Linked DNA regions of Homo sapiens: region 1 is linked to region 2. A link is a loop called in an ENCODE intact Hi-C map of the cell type or tissue named here. Cell type or tissue: MCF 10A. All regions are shown on one strand. Links, peaks and the distances in the headings refer to the core of each region. The heading gives the core; the rest is flanking DNA. Region 1 overlaps COPS8-DT (COPS8 divergent transcript). Region 2 has its middle 73 kb from the start of ACKR3.

What was found. Peaks named below come from ENCODE experiments on the same cell type or tissue, not always from the same donor. Only the 100,000 strongest peaks of a DNase experiment are listed, where the experiment ranks them.
Region 1: it touches region 2 in a loop (9-fold over the local background); 3 of 110 quality-filtered maps call a loop at or near these places.

Annotation. Positions count from the first base shown.
Region 1 is chr2:236,971,399-236,974,308 of GRCh38, reverse strand. The region is part of intron 1 of COPS8-DT (COPS8 divergent transcript); the gene reads left to right. Among named protein-coding and RNA genes, the nearest start is that of COPS8-DT, 110 kb to the left of the region's middle. In MCF 10A, for the core only: no CTCF peak of the experiment used is centred there; a DNase peak (open chromatin) is centred at 1,368.
Region 2 is chr2:236,641,336-236,644,245 of GRCh38, reverse strand. No RefSeq gene overlaps it. Among named protein-coding and RNA genes, the nearest start is that of ACKR3, 73 kb to the right of the region's middle. In MCF 10A, for the core only: no CTCF peak of the experiment used is centred there; DNase peaks (open chromatin) are centred at 1,035 and 1,425.

The DNA of each region.
Region 1 (2,910 bases), core at 256-2,755, 330 kb before region 2:
GCCAATCATAGGTTCTGCAATAGTGATGTTATCTGCAAGAGTAATTGGGGAAGTTGCAAGTCTTATGACCTTTGGAATAATGGCTGGTAATTATTTAGAATTCAAGCCCTTCTCATCCTCCTAACTTGGTGGTCTTTCATTAGTTTTACAAGAACTGATGAGACCTAGAACTAATGAAACCAAGAACCCTAACCCTAAGTTGAGTTTAGGGGAAGGGCTATCATTATTTAAACTGGAAACCAAATTTCTCCCAAATTAGTTTGGCCCACGCCCAAGAATGAGCAAAGACATCCAGCCAGTGAGGCTAGAGGCAAGATGGAGTCAGGCATGTCATATTTCTCTCACTGGCATAATTTTGCAAAGGTGGTTTCACCTTCCCCACTCCCAGCATTCTCTCTGTCGCTCCCCTCCCTCCCCGCAGACACTTATGTAATTCTGTTGTGAAGTTTCCGAAATCCTACCGTCAGCTGAAGAATGACAAGGTTCATGCATTTGGAAAGGAGAGCTTTATTTCTCCTAAAGGGTTGTATCCTGCAGGGTGGCCATTCTGATAGGCTGGGAAGCAGAGCCTCCGGCCAGAAGCTGGAAACAGGCACTTTGAGGGTGGAGAAAATAAGACAGGAATTTATGCTGAAGCAGGTGGCCAAATATACATATTCAATAAGTATAAGAGGAGTCATGAATATTTATGAAATATTTATCCCCTGGCTGCCCCTTGCTGAAAAGACTGGGAGAGTGAGCATTTAGCTCTTTCAGTCTCCTCTTGGAGTCAGGAAAAAGAGAAGTGATTTGGGAATGGACGTTAGGTTTGCCAAACCAGAGTCCACTATCCCTTCCCAGATTGATCCCAAGGCACTGTGGCCATATGGCCAAGATCAGAAGGAAACAGACAGAGATTCAAATGCATACGTGCACAAGCTCACACACATGTGACAACACAACCTCTCAACCATGAAGCAAGTTTAAAAGAAAAAGGGTTCTTTTCCTTTACCACCCTCAGCTTGCTTTCTGATTTGGGAAAAAGCCACAGCCTCTCAACTTGGAGGTTTTCCAGCCCGTTACCCAAATAGAAAAGAATAATGCTATGAAAATAAAGCCAGGTGGACGTGGCAAGGTGAGCACCAGGGGCCAAACCTATGATCTTCTATTGATTCGGAAACAAACCTCAGAGTGTGGCATGAAGAATAATCATGATAATGAAATAATAGCTGTGTTGTAAGAATGCAAAGTTGGATGCTAACATTTGTCTGAGATCATGAAGAAGAGGAATGGGAAGTTCATGACATCTGTGAAGTTAGTGACTAAGGCTGTATGGTAAGGAAAGACCTTGGGGATTTCAGTGAAATTCTGAATTCAAAGAGCATGATGAATGTGGGGTGGGGCTGTGAGGCAGACAGCAGAGAAACCTGAGAGCAGATGAGGCTGGGAGGAGGAGCTGCCCCCGGTCAGGAGGAGGGAGGGCCCGGCTCGGGGAATTCTGTGGGCAGAGTCCAGGGATCTGCTGGTTACAGTCGTGATGGATATGCCATGACCTTCGTACCAGGAGGGGCTGAGCTGGGGCAGTGCACAGGCAGCGGCTTCCTCAGTGACCCCAGAACTTGGAAGAAAGGCAGCGGTCTCCAGGGGAGGTTGGTGGTGAAGCCAAACTAGAAGTGCTAGGAGAGTGAGAAAAGCCAGGTCGGTCTCCAAACATACAGCACCCTCAATGCACAGAGATGTTGCCCTCAAAGACCCTTGTCCTGCTGTGAAATGCCTTGCACCCTCCAGGGCTGCTGGCTGAGTGCTGAGGGAAGTGTCCCAAAGAAGGGAAATGTCAAGAAAACAGGGTCCCGGGGAAGCCTCCATTGTTGTTTGGCAAATGGCCCATCCTTTGGGGGACAAAAGGATGAAATAAGGGAAGCAGCAACAGGTCAGGCCCACAGCCTCCTGCTCGGCTCACCCTGAGCCAGCCTTGGTGATAAGAAGGCAGAGGTGGCGATGGTATCTGATGCATCTGACCCCATAGACATGCGGTCGAGGTGGTCCCGAGGCCCCTGGAGGCCCCACCATGTGGAGTTGGGAAAGAAAACGGGCAGGAGGCAGATGTTTTTGACTCAGGACTGGGTTTCGTCAGCCTCGGCGTGAGCCCATCCTGGGCTGGTGGGCTGGCAAAAAAGAAACCGGGTTTTGAGGCAAGAGCTAACTCCAGGACCTCAATGTTGGAACACAAAAAACCCCTTCCTAGCTGGTAACGCTCAGCCCTCATTTCCTGCCACCACACACATTCTGCCCCGGGAAACGCACGTTATAGGAAAGAATGCTTTCGGGCAGTATCGGGGAGAGGAGGGGGGCGGATCGGCTGAAACGCGAGCATGAGTTGGAATCACAGGTGCAGAGTTTGTGCCCCTTCCTCCTGGGAACGCCTCTGTCCCTGGACTCAGCCCCCTGCCCTGGCTCCTGGTTGCTCAGGGCTCCGTCCATAATCTAACACATAATAATGGGCTCTTTTAAATGGCCTTACCCATATGTTTATTTTACAAGGTACTTTCTGAGCAAAACTTAGCTGTACAGCTTTTATATCAAGTTGACCTCCTCCACTTCTCACTCGAGGGCACCGAAGTGAAGTAACTGCGTGGTGACTGATGCAAGACGCTGCTCAGACGTGGGCTACTTCCTCAAGGAGTAGTCCATGCAGGGAGCGAGGAGATTTTGTTACATCTGCCCAGATGAAAACATTCATTGTCACCCAATTCTGGGCCTCTTCTGCCAGATGTGCTGATCTGTCTCCCACATTATCCATCTGCTTAGCTGATGGCAGCCCACGCTCGCTCCAGAGCACAGAGTTTTGTGTCCTAAATGATCGGGAGCAGGCATGGAGGTGAGCTTATCCATCATCAAACACACCGCCACACTTCCAGTCCTGTGATAGTC
Region 2 (2,910 bases), core at 105-2,604:
CTACCCTCCACAGTCACATTGCCTTGTCCTCTGTGTCTCCCCTCTATATGCCTCTTATTAGGACACTTGTATTAGTCAATTTTCATCTGCTATAGCAGAATACCACAGACTGGGTAATTGACAGAGAAAAGAAGTTTATTTCTCAAGTTCTGGAGGCTGAGAAGCCCAAGGTCAAGGAGCCTGCATCTGGTGAGGACCTTCTTGCTGCATCAGCCCATGGCAGAAGGTGTTCCAGCACATGCTTTTTGAGGGACACATTCAAACCATACCACTTGTCATTCGTGATCTTTAGCTTAATTATAGCTGCAAAGACTCTTTCCAAATATGGTAATATTCACAGGTCCCAGGGACTAGGATGTGAAGATATTTTTTCAAACGGGCCACCATACAATCCACTACACATACTTTGTGAGTGTTTGAAGATAACATTTTACTCTGCTTTCTCATAGGCTGCAGTGCGTACTATTCGGGAGGACTGAGTCTGGAAGCGTGACTGACGTGGGGAGATGGTACCTGGAGTGCACAGGTGGGCTGCCTGGTGTCATTCAGGAGATCAAGGGGCCAGAAATACTCCTTTCCAGGGGCCATGGAAGGCAGTGATGGCCAGGGGACCATGGTAACATGAGGAGAACTGTGGCCAGTTTATAGGACGCGCAACCCAGTCAAACATGGAGTCCCTCCCAACTGAGGCATCAGTGCCCTTCACCTGGGCTTCTCAGAAAGAAGGGCCCAGAAGGAAGGTATTCAGAGTTTGTTCGAGATGTTGGACAGAGGACAACTAGAGGCTGCATAAATGTGTTCTGAGGCAATTCATTACTTGGGCTACCATATTTTAAGATGTGAACCCTAGAAGAAACAAGATCCAAAATCCCTAAAATCCTTAGGAAAACCAGCCTCTGACACTCCCAGGATGTTAATTCTCATTTTGGGGAGCAGAATCAGCTTCGTGTTTAACACACAAAAAGCGTGGCTAGGTCAAGCCTTGGCTTCTCCTTGGAAAGGGGGTGTGATTCTAGCAAACCCAGACACCGGTTGTGAAATCTGGCAGCCAGAGGCTGGTGACAGCACTCCAGGGAAACTCGGAGAGTGCAGAAGCCGGCCCCTCCCGGGCTGAAAATAGGCTTCTTTGAAACCCACCTCAACTGTCATCCCAGGGACTCCTTTGCCTCGACTGCAGCACTTGAGTTCAAACGACCCCTTGGAAGGCACAGGGCCGGCCAGCGTGCGTGAAAACACTCCCTCCCTCAGCTGGAGGGAGGCACCCCACATCTGTAAGCTACGGGTGGAGGAGAAAAGAGCACTGCCTGACGCGACCTCATCCAGGAAGAATGTGAATGGCCCCAACACTGAGTCAGCCTCACGGGGCTGTGTTTCTGAACCTCAGCTTGTTTTGGAAGCCACTTAACAGCCCCTCCTCTGGCAGGAGCTGTGTTGGACGTCATTCCACTCCGTGGTTCCCCAACAGACGTGTGCATCAGAATATTACGCGGACTTTTTCCCCTAGACCGGGCCCCACCCCAGGCCTGCTGATTAAGAGCTCCCAGGAGTGGAAGCCAGGCATGTGTTTGGAAGTTTGGGATTTCTGCGTGGTTGTAATATTCCACGAGTGGCTCAGACGTTTACCACTCACTGAGAGGCATTGAGTCCACTGACCTTAGGTAGCCTCCAAGAACACAGAGGCCCCGGGAAATCAAATGCTTTGTCCAAGGTCACAGAATAAGTTCATTCAGACCCCAGCCTCCTAACTTCCCCGGTGTTTACTTTTTTCACATGCCCACAGCCTTTTAGGGAAGAATCAATCCCAAGATATTTGAGGATTCAGAATGCCTCATCCTGGTACACCCAACCCAACTCCCATCAAGAAAGTAAAGAAATGATGCTTAGTTCGGAAACATGGCAAGAAAGACCCACTCCAGTGCCAAGGCCGTTTACGAGCTGGAAACCCATCAGCTCAGAAAGTATTTGTACCATGGCCAGGAGGGCTTAGGGAAACTCTCCACTTCTTATGAAAGAAGTAAAATCTTCTTCCATAGAGCTTAGGAATTTGAGGGGCAAAGTTAAGGGAAGATTGAATAGAGCAAGTTGATTCTCACTGACCACTCACAGGAGCTGGCCAGGGAAATGACCCACTCCTAGTGGGGACCTAGAAAGCCGTAAGACCCCAGGAGCATGGAGCTACAGCATTGACAGTTCCACCCTGAGAGCAAGGATCTTCCCCTAGGTGACCGAAGTGGTGTGATCACCCCTAAGAATGGAAACATGAATTTAACAATCTCATCTTCTCTACCGCCCAACTTAAATTTCCCCAATTATCCCAACTTGCCTTTTATGGTGGTTTTAGTTTTTGTCTATGCATAGGATGCCTTGCATATCACAATGCCAGTTTTGCAAATTCTATCTTTAAAGCATTTGTGTAGGATTATACTTGTACATGGCGCAATGACAGATAAGATGGCAGTCACAAAAGCAGTCCTGTCCTCAAGTCAAGAGTAGCAATTCTCAACACCAGTGTCCATACAACATCTGAAATTCCTTGAAAAATGTATGCGTGGGTTTTGCGGGGAGAGCATGCAAAGCTTTAATCAGGCTTTGAAAGGAGTTTGTGCCTTTAAAAATAAAAAAGATTAAGGAACACTGATGTGGGGGCCAGGACACGCAGAGTACCGAGCCAACGCAATCAACTGATTTTCACGGGCTTCATTTGTCGTAACCATAGATGCTGTTTGCATACATTATTTCATACGTCCTTACACGTGCATGTTATCAGCCTTGTGCAAGAAGAGTTGGTAACAGCTCCACGGCCATGATAGTGGTTAGGGGGAAAGTTGAGATTCAAACCCAGGCCTGCCTTATTCCAGAGCCACACCTTGAGCTGGGCATTACATGAATTCTCATCCGCCTGCCCACTGC